Regions from separate parts of the Homo sapiens genome. Here region 2 is linked to region 1. The links are chromatin loops, found by intact Hi-C in ENCODE. Cell type or tissue: heart left ventricle. All regions are shown on one strand. Links, peaks and the distances in the headings refer to the core of each region. The heading gives the core; the rest is flanking DNA.

Region 1 (11,201 bases), core at 2,034-10,033:
GAATAAATGACTTTGAATGGAGCAATTCAATAGTATAAAGATGTCAGTTCATCCTACCCTTTCATATAAATGTAATATAATCTTTTAAAAAATCACTTTGGAATTTTAATTAACAACTTGATAAAATAAATTAAAGATAAACTTTAAAGAAGTATGGAAGCACCTTAAAGAAAAATTATGAGTGTAGTCTTGCAATACTTACTTTTGAAGGATACTAAAGTTACAGTGATTAATATAGCATAGTACTAATAAAAGTTTAGATGGAAAAATCAATGGAATAGAACCAAAATCTGATAAATGGTTCCAAATATGTAATCAGAGTGTAATAAAAGATGCCATTTCAAGTCAGAGGAGGTAAGATGGATTATTTAATAAACAGTATAGATATTTGGTTAACTGCTTGAGAATAAAATTAAGTTATATTTCTAGTTGACATTATTCATCAAAACATATTTAAGATGTATTATATAGGTAAGTGTTTAAAAATATAGCCAACTAATTGGATGAAAATATAGCAGAATATTGTTCAATTTCAGGATGAAGAAGCCTTTCTAAACAAACCCCCTATAGAAAAAAGCATTAAAGAAGGGATGGAAAGATTGACAGCAAAACCAGAAAATAAAGCAAATGACAAAATGCAACATATATCACAAATAAAGTTTAATACTATTCAAACATATATTAAGAGTTCTTAGAAAACACTGAGAACTGGACAAGTCTTTTAAAGAAAAAATGGGCAACCAACATACATATGCAGTTCACAAAGGAAGAGATATTTAATTGCAAATTAATGTAGATATAACACCTCATTCTCACTAATAGTCAAAAAACTCATTAAATCAACAATGATATGTTTTTTCCCCTATAAAAATGGCAAGAAATTTTTAAATTAATAATACTTGTTATTCAGGGCAAGAGAATAAAAACCTGCAGATATTACTGGTGAGAGCACAAAATACTACACTCTTCCTGAAGGGTAACTGGCAATATGAATCAAAAGTCTTTTTAAAAAGAACAAACTCTTTGGCCCAGGAATTTCACTTTCAAGAATATAACCTAAATAACCACTAATAAGTTGATAAGTCTTAATAAAAATGTTTTCTGTTTTCAAAATAGGTGCTCTTTAAACCAACAAACAATAAAAACAACTTAAATGTTGAAGAAAAGGCCCAGTTACATTATGAAAACCTCATTTTATGCAATACTTTCTGCCAACAAAAATAATATTTTAGAAGATAACTCAATCTCAGGAAAATTCATAATATATCATTAAGTGGGGAAAATAGATTACAAAAAAATTATAATGGGATGATTCTAATTTTGTGGGGAAAATTAACATAAGTATGCATAATTTAAAATGGAAAGAATATACAATAAGATACAAGTAGAATTAAAAGATAATTTCACTACCTTTTTGTTTTTTTGTATGTTTCTTACAGATAAATACATATGAATTTTATAATCAGAAAAATATAAGAGCTATCAAAAATACACAATGCTTGAGATATAATATTAAATACTGATAACCCATGATTGTATGTATTCCTCAAAGATATAATTTAGGTCACCTTAAAATTTCAGGAAAATGAGAAGTAATTTAGGTGGATAATAACTGGCCTGGTTTCCACCAGAATAAAAATGTATGTTGAGTTTTGGTAGCAGTTTACTCAAACTATTTCAATACTATTTTAACTGATTTTTTCATTTTTAAATTAATATATTCTTGGTACATTTTCTGTAAAAGATATTAGGATGTATGAAGAGATGATAATGGAGAATAAATAAAGATAAATTTAGTAAGAATCTTATATTTTATGCCCATAAGAAACTCAGAATAACACACAAATGAAAGTTCACATATCACAAAGAATCCAGAAAAAAAGGTTAAAGAATTTGAAAAGGCTAATTTTTCATGTGATTCACTTTTGTGATTTATACATTCCAAGTATCCAAGACTAGCACATTTTTTAAATTTTGAATTCAAAATTAGACTTAAATATAAAGAAAGACGGAAAGGGGGGGAGAAAATATACCCTGAAGTACAAAAACTCCATGTTGAATTATAACATAATAAAATGTTAGTTTTCACATTACTAAGAGAAAGCAGGACCCTCATCTTTCATGCTGGAAAAAGCTTGCCTTTGTACAAACCATTTCTGTTCTCACTGTTATAAAAAGGAATGACTTTGGAAAGGGAAGAAAACACAGAATGACGTGCAAAGTAGCAAACACCATGTTATTGCAGCTGGATAGAGAATATGTCACTAATGACTTTCTTTGTATCCATCAATAAGTTGAGTTTCTTTTTTTTTCCAAGACAGCAAATGGCCTTTATGGGTACAAAACAGAAGTAGGGGAACTCAAAATAATATCCAATTTCCACTGGTTTCGATACATAATTAGTTAATGCAATGATTTATTAATTATTTGCTGGGAAAAAAGATGACTTCCTTTTCTCTTCACTTGAATTGAACATGACATGCCTGAAAACTAGGAAATTTTCTGTAGTAAATTCAAAATAACATTTACATTAGATAATTATTATCAAATTTTCATCTTAACTCAGATATTATCCATGACCAATAGGAAGATTCACCTAAAGTTGTTGGATAAATTCAGAAAACTAATGTAACTAAGTACCCAAATTGTTAGTGCAAATCACAGTGATGACTGTCCGTAAGGATTGACAAAGTTGATGCGTGATCATGAATTTCATTCATAATGCAAAAATAATAATAATACAGCACTTCTTCTCCATAAATGAATCAGCAAGAGTTTGGTTAGTAGGCAAAAAGTATAACTCTCAACTGATAAGGTAACTTACTATCTGAATGGATTGGGATAGTCCACTTCTTAACATGTCTAAAAATAATAATATCAATCACGTATATTCAAAAGTAAAGATGTTTATTCTCATCTGAGTCAGAGACCACAAAATGCTAAACCTGATGAAATTTGAGCTTTATCAACATGGGATCGTCTGTGTATATTAATAATAACCACCAAACTTAAACTCATGAGTACTTTCTTAAGTGCCAGGTACTGTTCTAAGAACTATACATGTATTAACTTCTTAATGAGCCTATGAAGGAAATACTTGTATTATCCTCATTTTATAGATGAGGATTATAAAACATAAAACAGGCCCGGTGCGGTGACTCACACCTGTAATCCTAGCAATTTGGGAGGCCAAGACAGGCAGATCACGAGGTCAAGAGATCAAGAACATCCTGGTCAGCCTGGTGAAACCCCTCTCCACTAAAAATACAAAAATTAACTGGGCGTGGTGGTGCACGCCTATAGGCCCAGCTACTCAGGGGGCTGAGGCAGGAGAATCGCTTGAACCTGGGAGGCAGAGGTTGCAGTGAGCTGAGATCACGCCACTGCACTCCAGCCTGGCAACAGAGTGAGACTGCATCTCAAAAAAAAAAAAAAAAGAAAAGAAAAGAAAGAAAAAGAAAAAAAGAAAACTTCAGTGGCTTGTCCAAAGTTACTCTGTCCAGTGACAGAGCCAGGATTTGAACCAACGTAAACAAGCTTCAGAATCCCCCAATAAACCATTATGTACAGCACATTCTATAAACATTTTTAAAGGTGCTACAGGCAACCCATTTTGATTAGAAGAAATTCAAAATAATTTGGATTCATAAATTAAGCTATTATTATAATTTTAAGAGGGAAAACTAAGACTATCTTTAGCTTAATTTGCTCATCTTTTAACATAAGGTTTTTATACTTTTTTGTGAAGTAAATTAATGAGGCAGCATATCCTATAAGTTATATGTTTATAGACTAATACAAAAAGTGGGGAAATTTTTCAGTTTGTAAACATTGCAAGGAATAAAAGCTCAGAAACCTATAATATTCACCCTCTCATGTACAATCAAATGTTACATGTAAGATTTACTGTTACAGTACAGAAGATCAGCAAATACATTGTTATACAAAATAACATCACATCACTGCATTGACATGTTCGATATATTTTATGTTGTACCTTTAATTTCTCCAAGAAGTTCACTGGTATTTAGTCTTTCCATTTTTTCCTTCCAATCTTTTGAAAGTAGTTTTTCCATGCAGGAGGAATCTATTAAAATACAAAAGTAAGTATTAAAAATATATATTTATTACAAATTTAGAAAGTCAGTTTATGGGGAAATTCTCATTTAAGAATGCATAAAGCTGTTTTTGTTGCTGTAGCTTGAACCCCAGGATATAGAAAATTACATTATTCTATAATGTGTATTATAAAATACCACCACAAAGTTTATTTTTACCAGATAATTATTTAAACTATCATCTAAGAGAAAAAAGATAATGCTCAATAATCTGTTTTAGTATTATAATTCTATTAATATTCAATCAGCATTTGTCATTTCTTAGACTGATAGTACAGAAAAGAGGGCTCTTTCCTATTAGTTTAACATTAGATACTCCTTTTAATCCAGGCAATATTTTTTAAGTCCAAGCAAAATGTATGTGCTGTGCAAGAAACAATAACAGATAATCAAGAGAGAAGAGCCCAATCAATCTGTAACCACTTAGTTCTTAAAAAAGAAATCTAACTTTTATAAAATATCCAATTAAAGCAAAACAAGAAGAAAATGAAATTAAGATGTTCTCTGACCCCTAGTAATAAAACTGCTAAAATTTTTCTCTTATGTAAAAACTGATACATATTTTTATTAAATAAATACCTATATAAATGCCATTTATTATTTGCCCCACTGTATTTCTAAATAGCATACTAAAATACAGGGAGTAATTACACTTGTTTTTATCAAGATTCATAAAGACTACAGAAATCCAAACTTTAGAATGTCTTGATAATTACCAAATTTTTCTCAATGAGTTATTTCTGCTCTCTATGCAAATGGATTTGCAACTGGTGCTACTGCTTACCACTATTTATTTGTATCTTTTAAGCCTCAAATCTTAACAAATAGGTCATGTTTCCAAAAGGGAATGCAGATTTAAATACTAAATCCTTAGTGCAAAGCATACTCCCATAAAACTTTAACATTCCAAGTGTCAAAATTCTGATAACTTCCTTTTAAAATTATATTTAAAACAGTTACTCCAATTCTAAATGCCTTTTCTCTCTCGTATCAGCACCTATCTCTTTAGTATTTTCCCTTTCATTTTTTATTTTCTCCAGCTTCTAAATCCTCCTTGAATTTTTCAGAATGACAGTAAGGTCAAGATGGATCTAAAGGGCTTTAGAAGCTAGATAAGCTTCAGAAAAAGACCATGAGCCCTGGCTAAGAGATGAGAAGACCACTGCATGGTTAGAAAGTATTGGTGAAAAAACAATTAACATTTGTCTGTGACACTATCAATCAATCAAGGAAGGGATAGAATCCAGATCAGTGTGTTGTAAAAACGGCTGATGAAGAACAACCATCCGAACTGGCTATCACAGAGCTGAAGTTCTTTCTAAATAGAAGTCAGCTTGATTTTATTAAATGAAAGCTCCTTGCCCATTCCCTTACTTCTTCCCTCCCGTTTTCCTTCCTTCCTACCTTCCTTCTTTCTTTATTCCATTATTTCCTATTATTTTCTCAGTCTTCAACAAATGATCTACTACTGTGCTTCAAAATTGGATTCTGAGTGATGTTCCAATGGAGCCTACATGCAGATGCATATGTTCGGGTTGCATTTAATTGCTTAAATAGCCTCTTACTATTTTTTATTCAAATTCAGAAATGAGATATATATTTTGTTCTATACTTATTTTGTTTTTATGCTAAAGTCATAAAAATGATAATACTAAGTTAAGAGTTAGGAAGCAATTCTTCAAATCCATGCCTGTCACAGATTGCTTTTTCTCAAATCAGGTTTGAATTTCTGAAAGAGATTGATATAACGTTAGAGTATGGATAAGAATAGTCAACAAAAAGTTTTTATTTTAATATCCTACCCAATTCTGTTTTTTTTAGCCTTTCATATGTTATATCAGTGCACTAAGCTAATAATTACTGATACAATTACAAAAGCATAACTTTTTTAGCTAAAGTTTGAGTTGAGAGCATATAGTATAGTAGTCAAAGATAAAAGCCCAATTTATTTGTAATAATAACAAATTCAGAGCAAGTCCATATACTAGGATTAAATGCATTTTAGGATGTAAAACAGGCTAAAATATGTCTCTCATTTCTATAAATAGACCTGAAATCTTTTAGAGCTCCAAGAAAAGAATGCTAAAACTTCATGGGAGAAAAAGAGAGCTATATGAACAACAGGAATACACACTTAAACCATGTGGACACAGCTTTATATAAAAGCTACTCATTAATAAAATGGCTAATAACTTCAAAGCGTTTCGCATTCCTATTAGAAAATTAATCCTTACTGCAATGCTCAGTTAATCTAGCTATATGAGTTCCCATTTCAGTAGAAGAAATTGAGGGAAAAAATAAAGCAGCCTTTGCATATCTACATTTTCAGCCATGAAAATATTTAATAGCAACCACTGATTGCCTTTATCTATAGGACAATGAAAGTTAGTACATACAAGCTTATCAATGTTTAATCTCAGGACTAGGAGATTCCAGGAAGACTCGAACCTGTAAGAAAGTCTCTTGACAAATGACTGCTTTCTACCCCATTATCTGACTGCCAAACCTCTAGAGGCATACCACAATTGGTGCTAAGCATTCTCCACGTAATAATATAAAGTAAGTAGGATGATATTTTTTCTCAGAAGTGAATTGTTACTAAGCACTCTATAAGCAGAAGACACTACTGCTACCACCAAAAGGTTCCTGATTTGAAATGAGAAAATATGTAATTGATACAAAGTTACAAATAAAATTTATGTTTTCAAATTTCTATCTCAAAACAATATCCAGGTATGGGTACAAATTAAAAGTAAGGATCCATTCCCTTTGTGCCACATTCCTCAACTACATTAATGGGACATTAGTATTACAGAGGCAATTGATCAGATCAGACTTTGACCTATTCTGATCAAGCATAAATGCAAAAATCAAAGTGGTAAAAATAAGCAAAGAAGGCCTGTTTGCATTATGTACATGGAAAGAATAAGATCACACTGAGTGGCTTTAACACAGTAATCATGTAAGATTCCAAATGGAAAAAAAGGACTGAACAGCCCCAAGACACTCTTGGATTATTTTATAAACATAAATATATTTTACAAATTAATTTGAAAACAATTAACTAATTAGTTACAATGCTGCCACCATCCTCAAAACAATTAAACAATATGCAGTAAATTTATTATCTGACTTTGACTTTTCCAAGTTTAATGTCTTTAAGTTGTCATCATCTGAAAAACAGGAGAGAAAATATATGCTTTTTGGAAATGGAAATAAAGAATCACAACATTACAGCATGAAAAATGTCACCATAATATGTACATATTTTTAAAAAATGAACGTAAGTCATAATGCTAAAGTAGCATTATGCTAAAGTCGTATTGAAATAGAAAATGCCAAAATTAATTCCTCTTACTTTGAAAGAATCTGTTTCCATTAACCAATATTTATTCAATGAAATGCAGGACTTTATCTTCTCTAATTTTTATAAATAATAATGATTAAAAGAGTACTATCAAAAATCGCGAGCTGGACTTCAGTTCTCACCTATAATTTAAGCAAGGATGTAAACGTTTTGATGTATTATAAATTATCAGTTGCATTGTTTCTGGTTTTTTCTTTCCCTTTTCAAATTAAAGCTTTTCTCTTTCAAGAAATTTGAGAGAAAAGGAAGATAGAATTCAGAACTATTTTGTTTTTAAAATATCATGCATAATAAATTACAAAGCAATGTTTCTGCTTCCTAAGTACTTAGGTTTCGGGCCAGGTAAGTCAAGAATGCTTTATCACAGCTGAGTAATGTTTTCGCTAATTAACTTAGTAATTAATTTTATGATGTAAGAAAAATGAAAAGAAAGAGTATGTGAGATATTGATTTCCTAATCTGTGTGGTGATATTTTGGGAACAATTTTAAATTACTTCTAGTCAGACAAACCTGCAGCAGTATTAACTCCCACACTGTACAAAATAAAGGTATTTCAGATAGATCAAAAATAAATAAACAAATTGTCATTAAACTTACAGCATGGGGAAGAGGAAGAGATAATGTGACAAATCTTTATTGCACTTTACAACAATCTACCTATAAGCAAACACTTATTTTCCCTTTACCTCGTGATATTTAAACTTAGAAATGCTAAAACACTAGAAACAACATAAAAAATATCTTCAAAATATTTTAGTGAGGAGAACAATTACTGCTGGCTCTATGTGCAGATTTTCTGTTGCTTATTAACACTTTGAGAAAATAGTAAAGCAATTCCTTTTATTTTTACCATAGGAATCATAAATTTCAAATGTAATAAATTTTTCTATTTACCCAAGAACAATGATAACTTATCAAAAGTATCCATGACCTTGGTTTACAATTAAATCCAGCAAAATATATTTATATCCCCACTGATTATCCATCTCACATTTTTCATTAGGAAACACAGAGTTGCACATGCCAGTTACTGTACATTTTTCCACAGTGGCAAGTGCTCCACAATACAGTGGGATAAAATTGGAACTTGGAGAGCTTGAAGAGCACTCTTAAATTTTAATTAAAACCCTCCAAGCTCACTAAAAATAATTAGACACTAAAATGTGCCAGTTTTATTTTGAAGTCACTATAACGTACAAAGCACACTCCCTGACGACTGCTCATGCTCTTCTCTCTCTCTCCCCCTCTCCCTCTCTCTCCAATGAAACAACTGATTTTCCAAATAAGAACAAGGGAGTATAAATAGAGGCTGTTTTCAGGCCTGCTCTTCACGCTGGGAAGCTGACAGAAAGACAGCGGAGTGGGTTTTTCAGACTACACCAAATAAACCTAGAATAACTTCCCTAACCAAGAGTACGAATCACTAACAAACTCTAGATAAAATCCAGTCTGCAAGTAACACCATGAGTTATATTACTGATCTTTTTTGATCCAAAAGTCAAACCTTTAACCTCTTAAATGTTTTTGCTATCTTAAAATATCTCATACAATACTATATTCCGTCCTATTTTTAGCCAAGCAGCAAGAGAAAGCATGCCTTTCCCATACAGCAGGGCAATGATATAAACATCAACACAGATGCTCTGCCAGGAGGAGCTGGACTTCTCAAGCACTTGATCATTAAGGAATGCACCAACTGTTTTGGATAATCTCGTGCCAGCTCCCCTTTTGCTCCACACTCCCCTCTGGGAGTGGCCAATCTTGTCCTGGTCCTAATTTTTCATTTTACTCCTCCATAACACCCCTCCCCCATTACCAAAAAGATGAGAAATGGCATTTATGCCTAGCAATGAAAAAGCAGGCTCACTTCCCCAAACAGACCAAAACTTTAAAACAATTAACCCTCCCCTCTTCTTTCAGATAAATTACTAAGTATAAAATGCAATCTGTTTCCTTTGTTTACTCAATATGAACAATTTGTAAATGACTCAAGGATAAAATTCAGAAAATGTTGTGCTAAATTAGAACCATTATAAACATGCTAATGACTCAATGCTTGAGTAAAACATGCATGATCGGTGTGAAAAAATAGATTTAGTTCCTGTGAAATTCTGTTGTGCTGCCTTAAAACGATTTGGTCATTAAATCAGATATATTCCTTCCAGGAAAAATGTTAATTCCAAAACCACTTTACTAGATAATATAGTGTGTGTGTGTGTGTGTGTGTGTGTGTGTGTGTGTGTGTGGCAGTGGAAGCTATTGGAAATGTAATTAGAACTGTTAGATGCAAGATTTTGGAATGCTCATAAGGAAGAAAAAGCTCCATACCACATTTGAAACCTGTACATACACATACAGACATCATCATAATCGGTACAATATTCTCTCTATACACAATTTTTATCTGCCAAATTCTTAGATATTTTTTTCATAGGCATTCCTTAAAACCAGTACTTAACATACGTCAATGAAAGTCACATTGTTCTATAGGTGCAGGTAAGAGTTATCTCTTTTATCTGCTTTCCAAGGCTGCCTAACACCTATAACAATAACAGAAATTGTTCAAAAGCAACTTCTGAAATTTCCTTCAAAGCACAACTGTTATCAATGCCAATCTAGAAAAAGAGGGAAACATACAGCGGATGATTCAGAAACCTATGGCCTGCTGCTATAACTAAAAAAGACTTCAATGATCATAAAGACCAATACCCTCATTTCAGAAATGAGAAAACAGAGTCAAGATAAGGAAGTCACCTGTCTTGCCAATGTCAAAATGTTGGTGACAGAGCCCTAACTACAGTGCAGTGCTTGTTTTGCTGACATGACTATTTAAATCATTATTTGAACATAGGTTTGATTGTCCCCACAATGTAGTATCCAAAAGTGAAAAATAAAAAAATTACTAATTATTTGCTTCAGATATGAAGTAAGACACTCTAATTCTTTGGAGAGGGGTGCAAAAAATCCTGCATATTGCAATGAAAACCAATAGTGGTCAACTGCCAGTTCTCCTATGCACACTCACTTATGCTGGTTTTCCTTTCCTCCACAATTCTTTTTCCATAATGCTTTATTTTGTTTGAATTAAAAGCTCTCCTTTTCTGAATACCATCCACTAATGAATAGGTAACAGTTTCCTAAAATTACTGTTGAACTCATAAGGTAATTCCTTCCAAGGTAAGTTTTATTTTCATCTATCAGAAGTACATGTGCAGGCTGAAGCCTTGGTTTTTCACTGTATCTTATTGCCCAGGAGGCCTTCAGATGTGCCACAATTTTAATGGAATAAAAACATTCCATTAGAAACTATGGCTGTCCATGTTGCTAAAATATTACTCATCGTGACATCTTCTCTATCCCCTATTTTCTGCTCCTGCTTTTTGGGTTCTACAACTATTTGTTTTATTTTTACTTTTTAAAATACATACTTCACTTTTTTAAAACTGTATTCTAATTTCTGTGGAGATAATAATTTCTGTATCCAGTGTGTCCTATATTCTTTATTTTGGTTTCTTTGGGAAAATATTTCTGACTGCTGTTGTCTTGATGAGAGTGGTCAATCATAGTTCTATGTTGCTTGCCTTCTACTGCTCCCCCTTGCCACACAAAGACAAATTCAATCCAATCAGAATTACTTGCTGGAACTATCTAAAGGCTCTCTCATGCTCAGGTTGGAAGCTATATGCATGTGGACAGTCATGACCATCCCACCTGG
Region 2 (11,201 bases), core at 1,725-9,724, 56 kb after region 1:
CTATTTCAGTGCCCTTTGCCTATTTTCTATCTTCCAATTATTGCAGTCCTGTGCTCATGTTTCATATAAGGAATATAAATTTAAACTATTAATATCTGTTAAATAATAGTAGCAGAAATTTGGGTTTATTATTTTTTGACATATTTCATGATTTATATTTTTTAATTAAACTTTAACCAAAAAAGTGGTAGAACAGATGAAATATTTATGATTGTTTAAGCTAGATGATAGGTCCATAAGGGCTCATCATACTATTTTCTCTACTTTTGTGTAGGTTTGAAAATTTTTCCACCATAAGGTTTTTTTAATGGAAGAAGTTTGTTATGAAAAATGCTAGAAAAAAATTAAATTTGACAGTTTTTTCAAAGCAACATGAAAACACAAATATACTTTCCTGTTGCTGTTGTTAACATAGTTATGTAGATGAATCTATGAAATGTAAAATTGTTGTTCTGATGAAAAGCGTCACTCAAGAGAAGAGCAATAGTTTATTTGATTAGGTATTTGGGGGCAAAGAGATGCTATATTGTGCTATACCATCTCTTCCTGTTAGTCTCTCCTTTTAATCTCTCTTCTCTCTGTCTCTCTCTCTCTCTCTCTCTCTCTCTCTCTCTCTCTCTCTCACACACACACACACACACACACACACACACGCTCCTCCTATACTATTGCTGTATTTAAAGAACCTCCTCATACCCTGAAGACATTAACAATGGTCAAGTAAAGTACAGGCCAACTGAGTTCATGCAATCCTAATAAGCCTGAAATGCAAGTTAGCTCAAAGGGCCCCATTAAACTCAAGTACTCCACCTGGACACTGTGCTTACCATGTTGAACGGAAACATAGAAGAATAGAAAAAACACTGAAATAAGTATTAAGTGCCCTAAAGTTTTACTCCAGCTCCCCATTTACCAGCTATTCAATACATTAATCATTAATTTCCTCATTTCTAGAATAGCATAAGAGTATCTGTCCTTCCTTACACTCAAAATTTTTATGAGGCTGAAATAAGGCATGCAAAAGCCCTTTGCAAACTGTAAACTATGTACGATTAGAGTATTATTAACTTAACAAAGACCCAGAGAATTCCTGGTATACTCATTTATACAACAAAGTCAAGCCATTACACATTTGACCCCACACTGGGAAGCTTTGTTGGGCCTTGGGTACCGTCAGGTGGTTCCTAAGTTTCCCATTGACTCCAAAATAGTGAGCAGGGAAGAAGAAAGATGGGTTGTAAATGAAATTTAAAGTATATTTAAGCTCACATACATTTAATCTGCCTTTGAAAAAAGAGAAGGGTGGAATTGAGCCAAACTTCCTAGTAACATTGTCTCCCACCTTCATATATATCCTTCAGGCTTTGTGCTGCCTTTCATACTTTACAGGTACACTGGCTATTCATTAACTTGATTTCACCTGAAAAATGTTCAAGAGAGGGAGTAGAGAAAAGGCAGGAGTACAGTGTGAATTCTCAAGGGTCCAGTATTCCCTGGAAATAACCCCGATTCAGAAGATTCTCTTCCCATCATATACAATTTCTTCAAACCCTTGCTCAACTCAAGACTATGCTAAGGCCTGGTCTTTCAATATATTTGAGTTTATAGTTATCCTACTCTGGATCAGCCACCTAAATACTTTATTCAACTTCTGTCCACATGACCTGGTGAACCTGCTCTTTTTATATGCTTTATAGTCTCATTTTTACCATTCCCATCCTCATAATAGGATGGTTTGTGGGCTTTGTGTTTGTTTACAAGGGCATTAGATATACTAAATATGAGAAAAAGCAGTATCAGAAGTAGATATCTAAGTGGAGAAAGCAGATATGTTCTAAAGCTAGAATTTTCTTCAAACCACTGAAATGCTAAACATTGGTACATTCAAATATACTTTTTAGTAAGATATTTTAGAGCCCAGTCATTCATTTATTAAATATTCTAACATTTATGGGGACATGCTATTAATATATATAAGCCTATGAGGGCTTGTCAATGACATACCAGATAGTGAAGTTTCATAACAGTTCAGTTACCAAAAAGTACACCTTTGATTTCTCAGTACTATATGATGTCTCTATGTAGAAGTTATCCTTGGACAAAGAGAAAGTATTTTATATAATACTTTCATTTCCAGAACACATTCAGAGATCTACAATCCTGATTTGTCTCAAACCTATTTCTTAGTCTCCATTAAACAAATCATATTTAACATAAATATATCCAGTATACAATTTTTCACAAATTAAAATGAAAGCTAATTTCTGACCTTTGTTTTTTAAAATTCTAATCCACAAACTGATAATTATTCAAAGGTCAGATAAAATAATATAATGAATTCTGGGCACAAGATGTCCTCATATTAATGAATTTATTGAGAAAAAAATTAAGTAATGGCACCAAAACAAATGGCAAGAATTAAAACAAAAATTTTAATTTACCAAGAAAAAAATTTTCCATTAGCTATTTGTATAGTTAAAAACAATTATTACTCCCTACTAAAATCAGTTACATGAAGTAAGGTTAAGATTTTTCTTAACAGTTTTAAACAAGATGACCTATTAGGGAATAAAATTAACAATTTCATACAACTCCCTGGTTGTATGAATAGAAATCAAGGTGCAGGATATGTGACTAGATCTGTGCATATGAAGTAACTGACAAGTCTGGCACACTCTGGTAGCTTCCATAACCTACTCTTTGAGCATGACTACCTCAGGATTTTCATCTCTTAAATAGCTAAGGTTTTCAGCAGGCAGTAAATAATGTGCGTTCAAAAACAACTGAGGTATCTCACTTTTATCTTTCTAATCAAGAGTCAGATTGCTATGCCTAAAGACATTTTCTGTCTTCAACTTAAAGAAATGAACACGTCAGATTAGATAAACCAGACAGCTGCTAACAAAAAACCTAGGTGTGCCTTTTGATTTACTAAAGCCCAGATGCATCCAAATCAAAGAATAAAAAGAGCACATAAATGACAAACTCCTAGAAAACTTTCTAGGTGCATCTGGGCTTTATTCGCAGCCTATCAATTCTGTGTCTGACAAACCAGTCCAGGATTTAAATCTCTGTAAGGAATAAAAGCAGAAGTTGATTGGCCCAGAGTAAAATGTGGTTTAACATGGGCCTAAAGTCCACCTGAATACACTACAATGGCTACGTCACAAAGAATACCAATACTCATCTTCAAGAAAAAAATACAGTGATGAAAATGGACTTCAAGTATTGCTACAATGGTTCTGCTGGGAGCTGAAGTCTAATTAAGATGATTAGATATAAAGTCTTTTAACAAAAAGTCTTTTAACAAGCATAATATTAATAAAGCAAAAAATCTGAAATTTCCTACACCTGCAATGATTTCCATGTTTCCATTTCAACTGCCATATTCACTGTACTTGTTTCGGTTACTACCCTCAGAATGGAGTTAAGTCAACCCAGATGTACTGTCTCTCAGACTATCAAGAAAGTGTCTTCCTCTAGGGCCATGAATCTTCATTTCTTCTAACAAACACAACCAAAGCACAATAAGAGCACTAAAAAATCTGATGAAAATAAACAGCTCAAAATCAAAGAGTAAATAAAATAGCTTTCAAGTTTTCTTAGTTGGTGAATTATTTCCATCTGAAACCTATGAAATCATCCATTTTATGACACTTTTAATAGTAATATTTGGGGTTATTAGCATGATAAACTTCTCACCTATTCATCTTTTACTTTTAAAAATCTGCTCATCTTATGACTAACACCTTGGCATTCAAACAAATACTATGCTGAGACAGAAAAAAATAAAACCTGTATAAATGACAGAGTGTTCAACCATGAACACATTGTCTTTTATGAATATTATAATCACAGAATCAATAAGCCTACAAAGAAAAAACAGGACACAAAACGTGTTTTGTCATTTCTGACGAAGTTATAAAAACAACAGACATTCAATATGCCAAGTGTTCTTCAATCCTTCATAATCATAGCCTTATTGAAGTGAGGACAAAAAGGGTCTAATTGCATAGGAGCAATCTCAATGTAATAGGTTATACACCCAGGCACTGCTGCACAATACAACAAAAACAACGTTCCCTGTGTATAGCAGAATGTCATCTCTCATTTTCAGGCAATTACCTTCTTTCTTGTCAACAGTTTTAATAACCTCCATCATCTCTAAAAGACTTTTGCTTCAGTTAAATAATTTTCAGCTTTTTAATATGCAAATGTGCTTGTTCATATGCATGGGTGAAGTGGCACTGCTACTTGAAATGTGTCAGTACATTGTGGAGCACCTGCACCTCGGGGAAGCTTGATTTAATTGACACCTAATACTATTCATTATTCCACTTAGTGAGCAACTCCTATTAGTCACCTGTAGGTTTTCCTATAAGCAGTGCTTTGGCCACCAATAAAAATATGAATATTTCTATAAATAGAATGTTCATATTTAGTAAATGGGGTTCACTACTGTCAGAGCTTTGGGAGAAGATAGGGGGATAATATGGAATCAATAGTTTTTTCAGCAGGCAATTTATAAACTTCCTCTCATTTTTCTATAAATTTATATATATATATATATATATATATATATATATATATATATATATATACGAGGTGTTGTGCTGTCTGGTAAACACAAGATGCTGTTTTCTTTTATGTGGCTCAATAAGTAATATCCTGCTCAATATAATGAATGAATAAATAAATAAATAAATAAATAAACAAATAAATGAGTGAAAGGAAGGATGGATGAATGGATGGATGGATGAAAGAACGAATAAACAAATAAACCTACCTTGCAGAATACACCATTACGTTTTTTGTTGTTGTTGTTGTTTTGTGTGTTTCAGTAGGGTGTTCTCAATTCTAATGGCTCCAGCCTAAAGGTGCTATTTAAACTGAGTTATTTACCATAATATAGGACCTACATATGCCACAAAGTTAAGAGGCAAAAGCAGAATTTTGTCTATAAACAAATATATATTGATGTCATCTTCTTAGGTAGGCAGGTAAATTAATGGCTAAAATAATGCTATTGTGAGGCATGTGCGTACACATTTTAAATGACTTCAAAATATCAGCGAGGAGAATTATAACACATATGGGATTTTGTGTATTTGTTGGTATTAATGTAATAAATATGTACTGTAAATGATGATAACTTAAGTCTATTAGTCTTTTTTGCCTTTATGAAAATGGAAGGATTAACAATGGAGGGTATGTGCAGACTTAATATTGGGGATGTTTCTTTACCACATGGTCTGTGACCTTATCATCCAGGCCACATTTCTTTCTGGCATTAATGCATTTGTTAGTCCCAGAGGCTTAAACTACAGATGTTTAACATCCTGCTTATGGGCAGATCATCTGGAATACAAAGTGAGAAATCTATACTACTTATTAGTATATATTATGAGTGTAACAGAGATTTAATAGCCCATTCAAACAAGATTAGTGAAACCATAGCTCAGGAAAGGAAAAGTATCATCTTAACTCAGATATGTTATCAAACCTGTGGGGAAAAACAAAGAAGAACTGAAAGTATATTTTCAGCTGGAATATGTTTTAGGACATCAAAAGAAATTGCCACTAATTAATGTTGTTTATATAATAGCATAAGAAACATTAATTATATCCTTCAATGTAAACTTAAAACCTTTTTATGGAAAGGGGATTTATAAGTAAGGTGGTAATCTGGCGCTTTGGAAGGCTTATCTACAACACACTAAGAGCGATCATAAATCATGTTAATGTCTAGAATCCAAAGAAAAGTGAGGTGATAGTGGGAAAAGATTGAGTTCTCTTAACCCCTAGGTCCAATCATTTCTATAGAATAAGTGAAAAAAAGAAAGCAGTGGTCAACTAGACCTTTGTTGGTATCCCCCAAAATGTAATCTCTAAACTGAAGAATGGCAGCTGGCAGAACAGCTGGTGAATAGGATTAATGTCAGAAGAAAGAAATAAAACTCAACATATGTCCAAGCCTGCGGTGCTGGGACTGAGCATGATTATACCCCGACGGATAGGCTGAATACAGCTGGAAAGTGCCACTGTGCCATGCTTCTCTACCCGACAAGGTCATCGCTAAGAAGTACAGCTAATGTCTGAACAGCAAACTCAACTTTGTCTGAAGAACTTGGTAACTGGTACAGAGAGGGAACCCGGGTTTTTAACCCTAACCATGCACTGAATAGTTTAACGCTCGGTGCTTAGTTTCCTGTACCACAAAGCAAACCAAAAGACAGATTAGCATTGAATCTAACAGATTGCACTAAAGTAAATATAATTTTTAAATCATTTAAACCGCTTAATCTCATCTCAATCACATCAAATATTTAGAGCAAACATATTTCCATCTTTCATTTAGAGTTTAAATAGGCACAAAGGAGAAAAAAATCTAATTAAATATCTAACAGTAGATATGCTTTTGTAAATTGTCAATGTTTTTCCAAAGTTAACATTTTAAAATTACTGAATCACAATTAGCAAAAATATTTTAAAGCAGTTTTTTATAGTACAGCCATCATGTTCTCACACTGAATAATATGAGAAAGTTTTATCTTCCTGCCCTATCCCCATGATGTAGTTGGCCCACTTTAGCCTTTTGTAATAGTAGATGAGAGACACCGGAATTTAACTGTTGGAACTAGCTACAGTGATAAACAGCAACCACGTGGACATTACAGATAGATGAGAAAAGGCTTTGTTATTTATAGAAACTTAGGCAGCATAAATTCTGTCCAATTGTTTCCTTATTAAACAACTACTGTAAACATTTTAAAAAGAGATCAGTAATCATTTCTAAGAGAGCACTGCCCTACTTGTTTCTGACATTTATTTCCTTCAGATGCCAGAGCTAACTTGAGCTCAACAAGCAGATTATCAGAGGCAACAAATCACCTTCCCATCTAAAAACAGCTAGCACTCTCACTACATTCTTTTGGCAACACATCCTTAAGTAGGGGTGGGAGTGGGGAGAGGGAGTTAGAGAATTGTATTACAAAAGAAAAGAATAGAGATGTGACTTTTACAGGTCTAAGCACAGTTCCACAGTCTCAAGGGAAATTTATGTGAAATTACAACCAACCAACAAAAATCTACCTAAATAGCCACTCTCTGAAGACATCACATTTTATTTCTCATATCCAAGATTAGTACTTGGGGGTCACCGCAGTGAGAGACGACCAGGCCCTACATCTCCTCTGCTTGCACTGTTCTGAGGCTGTCAAAAACCCAGAGCAGGATTATTCTCTACAGTCAAATGTAAACTTCTCACCACCTTGCTTATTTTCTTTTTCTCTTTCTACACATAAACTAATTACTGGCTTATATATGCATTATGGCAGCATCAATTAAAAAAAAAGCTCCAGAAATTAGGAAACAAAATTTTAGAAGTTTTAGGTAAGCATGCTAATGGTTTGAAATTCAAGGGGCCAATCACGCTTATTTTCTTTCTTAAATGATTTTCAAATAAGCATGGCCATATTTATGCAAGAGGGGCTTCTTACCAGGTAAGATACTCAATGGACCCTTCAAATGACATTTCAGATAATTCATCAGGCTAGAAAAATTGCCATATATCATCATTAATGTAATAAACAGTAAATGTTTATTACATTAATATCAGGAATTATTATTTTTAAAAGTCTTGAGCTTCACTTTGTGTACATGCCAGCTTTTACTTAGATCTAGGAGTAAGTAGCAACTTTCAATGCCTTTGGGCAATTGGACATCGTTATTTTATTTCTAAATTTTTACTGACATTTTAAAACTCTCCTTGGTATTTGGAATTTTTAAAATGTTAATCTGGTGTGGTACATAGCTCAATGAAATCTCAAATCATCCTACATTAAGTGTTTAACACTAAGGAAATAGTCACTATTTCTGGAAAACTCAAATGCTAGAAAAATCTATGTATAGTCCAAATAAATATTTAAATGAAGTTGCCAGTTTTAATGCTGTTATAATGGCTACTACCAACCATTTTATAAAATTCCAAGATTGCATGCTTTGAAGTTTAATGACACTCAACATTTTCTAGATTCTTTAAACACTGAAAAAAATTGTTTTTATTTGTCATTACAGAATATGGAACATAACCTCCATAGCTTATTAATGTCTTCTGAATTGTTTAAGGGGATTTAAAGATATGAGTTAAAAGAATTTCATAATCTTAATTTCAATTTCTCCTTTTCATTTAATAGTAGACATTCATTAGGACCCACACACTGTAATAAATTATAATAATTTCAAACAAGAATTAAATTACTAGGTACCTAGTGAAAGAGCCATTTTTTCTTAGGTACCCTGTAATCTAACTGTCAGATTTAAAATCTATTCCCAATCAACTCTTCACAACATTCACATTTATTCATCTATGTTAAATTAATAAAAGGTGTGAATAATACTGACAAAATTGATCATTATTGTTCATGTAGATTTAGAAAATTATAAGGTAATCTAAAATGTAAAAGGAATTGAGAGAAACTATTAAGGTTCTTATAAATAAATTCATCCTATGCTATTTTTTCAAATCAAGACTGAAAGTTCTACGAGACTTATTTAAATTAACTATACAAGGTATTTGATAAATTGTGCATTTTTAGAGCATAAACCATTTTCATTATTTTTGACAAATACCAGTACAAAGACTCTACTACAGCACTAGGGTTCAACAAATACTTTAGGAAGCTATGCCAAAATGATGTTGCAAAGTAAAACCTAATAGCAATCTGAGACAGTTTATAGCAGTTTGATGAAGAAAAGACACAATCACAAGAGAACATCAAAAGCAGATAGCCATCCGGAAATAAATACCACCCCCCCTCATCTTTCCTGTAGATATAGTAATGGAGGTATAATTCTTACCTGGACTACAAAAGAGAAATACAATTCTATTGACTAATGTCCCAAAACAGAACTCCCTTCACAAAACAAGTTTGCACACTTACTCTATTTCCTACCATCTAACCTTGCTGACCCCCTCCTCTTTAACTGGCATCCCTGAAGATAAAGTAAAACATGTCAACATCTGTTCCCATTCACACCGATTTTAATTTACCAAAAGAGCTTTGCTATTTTCAGAGCAGACTCCAGAGCACAATGACAGATTTAGGGCCTTTACTGGGGTTGCATTTCTAGTGTGTCAGCATTTCCTACTCACTAAGAGTAAATTCCAGGGGGTCACAACAAAGGAATAGCTGAAATTCAAACTTCATTATAGAGATTTTTCCCACCCTTACTTATTTCATCACAACTTAAACTACCAACAGGCTATCCTATTTAGTGAGGCATCACTGGTGCTGCACAGTAATTGGACTAAAATTATCTAGTCCTGGGGCAAAGATGAAGGTCCTTTAGGCCCTTCCTATGGAGTTATACATACATAATTACCTCTTCCAGAACTTTATATCTGATTGAAATTTAATCACCATAATATAACATTTTTATAACTCTTTAAATTTGTAAAATAGTATATGCTTTTTAAAACACTTCCACATCCTTAATGTCTGTTTCATAATTCAATTATAAGTACTGAGTTTTAAGCCACAATTATTCTTTCCAACCTAAGAATTCCATAGTTATGTCTTTTTTAATACCATGCTTTACTCAGATATTTTAAATGTGTATAAAGAAAGTCACTCTCACAACACCCCAGTTTCCCTAGATAATTCAGTTTTTAAGACACAATGTGAAGAGCAACTTGGTGAAACAATGCACAAGTTGTGTTGTAATCAAATAACAACTAAGACATGAGCAGCTGAGCAGAAGGAAGATGGGCAACGGAATGCTGTACAGCAATCAGCACTGTTGACTAATCAGAATTTGAGACACTAGAAGGTAATAAGGGTATTATAAAGAATGGCTTATTGAAGGAGCAGCTGTTTATGTGTAGCTCACTGTTTAAATGAGTTCCACTAGATTGCCATGGTATGTTTTGGTGAAAATGTTTAACTCCTTTTAAAATGATCATTAGAGAAGAAACGGCAAGTGGCAAGTTTGGAGATATCAAAACACCAACTAAGATTTAACAGCTTTAGAACAGTTATCTGGGTGGTTTGAAAATGGTAGGAAATGCCCATTTCAATGACCTTTTAAGTCAAAAGTACTTAGGTACTCATTCTTCTCTTAAAAACCTTAGAAGTTAGGTCTATTCCACTATCATTACTGGGTAATGTTATGGGCACAAAGATGAAGCAGAAATATAATAGTGGAATCTTCAGAGGATAAGAAAAAGAAAAGGCAGAGTAAAAACACCCATCAGGACAGCCACAAATTAAAGACTGTCTTCGAATTTAAAATGTGTCCATCTTCTCAATAAGAAGAAGGAATAAGATCCTGAATTATATTTCAAAATAAAAGTTTTACATATTTTTGTATTAAATATAATACAAAAGCCACTCTCCTACAATGACTTACAAGAAGTAAATAATTTTTAAAGCAGATGAGAGAGAATGCAAAATAACATTTAATTAACTAATGTTACTTTCATAAAGTAATAATCATCTTATTCAAAACTATTTGTCACACAGTTGTGATAGCTTTGTAATTGGACTGATTTACAGTTTTGTCTTCCTTACTTTCACCCAAGAAGCAAGTGTCTACTGTTTCTTCTGCCCCACAAAAAAAATTCCATAAATTACAACATAAATGCACCAAATAATACTTCACTGAATTTATCATAATATAGTATTATGAATATTTCATTTTGACAAGTGTTCGGTAATATTTTTAAGCAGTCAGCAAGTGGTCAAAACTCTGCTATCTTTTGTAACAGTTCACATGTCAAACTGGCAAAGTGCCCATATTGTAAGGCAGAAAAAAAATCTATTTAATGTCTGCCCCACAAGGCGACATGAGGTTTGATTGGCAGAAAGCAGAGAGTGGCTTTTGATCATGTGTCCTAACAAGCAGTTCCAGCTCCTGTCTTTTCAGCTGATGGGCTCCACATTACCCATTCAAACAGAAATGACAGACCACTGCACTACTCTCTGGCTCTAGTCACACGCAGTGGGAGCTATGCTGGAGACAGAGTCACTGATTAAATATATCACTTTTTCAAGACAAGCAGGTTGTCTGAATCAAAGTTGGACAGAATAGACTCAACATTATTAAAAGGGGATATAAAACTTGGATTGAGTGATGTTCAGCCAGTTTGCACAGCCTCAGGGATTCCCAGGCTGACAGGGGGAATAAGGAACAGCAGAACT

The links. Hi-C counts contacts between places; a loop is a spot of excess contacts. Peaks named below come from ENCODE experiments on the same cell type or tissue, not always from the same donor. Only the 100,000 strongest peaks of a DNase experiment are listed, where the experiment ranks them.
Region 2: a loop joins it to region 1, with 2.3 times the contacts of the local background. A loop is called at or near these places in 3 of 110 quality-filtered maps.

What each region holds. Positions count from the first base shown.
Region 1 is chr11:16,230,585-16,241,785 of GRCh38, forward strand. It overlaps SOX6 (SRY-box transcription factor 6), which reads right to left. Exons shown (of 16, transcript NM_001367873.1): 4 at 3,998-4,087. Among named protein-coding and RNA genes, the nearest start is that of SOX6, 120 kb to the right of the region's middle. In heart left ventricle, for the core only: no CTCF peak of the experiment used is centred there; no DNase peak of the experiment used is centred there; H3K4me3 peaks cover 1,748 bases; H3K27ac peaks cover 3,154 bases.
Region 2 is chr11:16,286,677-16,297,877 of GRCh38, forward strand. All of the region lies in intron 3 of SOX6 (SRY-box transcription factor 6), which reads right to left. Among named protein-coding and RNA genes, the nearest start is that of SOX6, 64 kb to the right of the region's middle. RefSeq lists enhancers at 3,371-4,659, 7,985-9,340. In heart left ventricle, for the core only: no CTCF peak of the experiment used is centred there; no DNase peak of the experiment used is centred there; H3K27ac peaks cover 2,131 bases.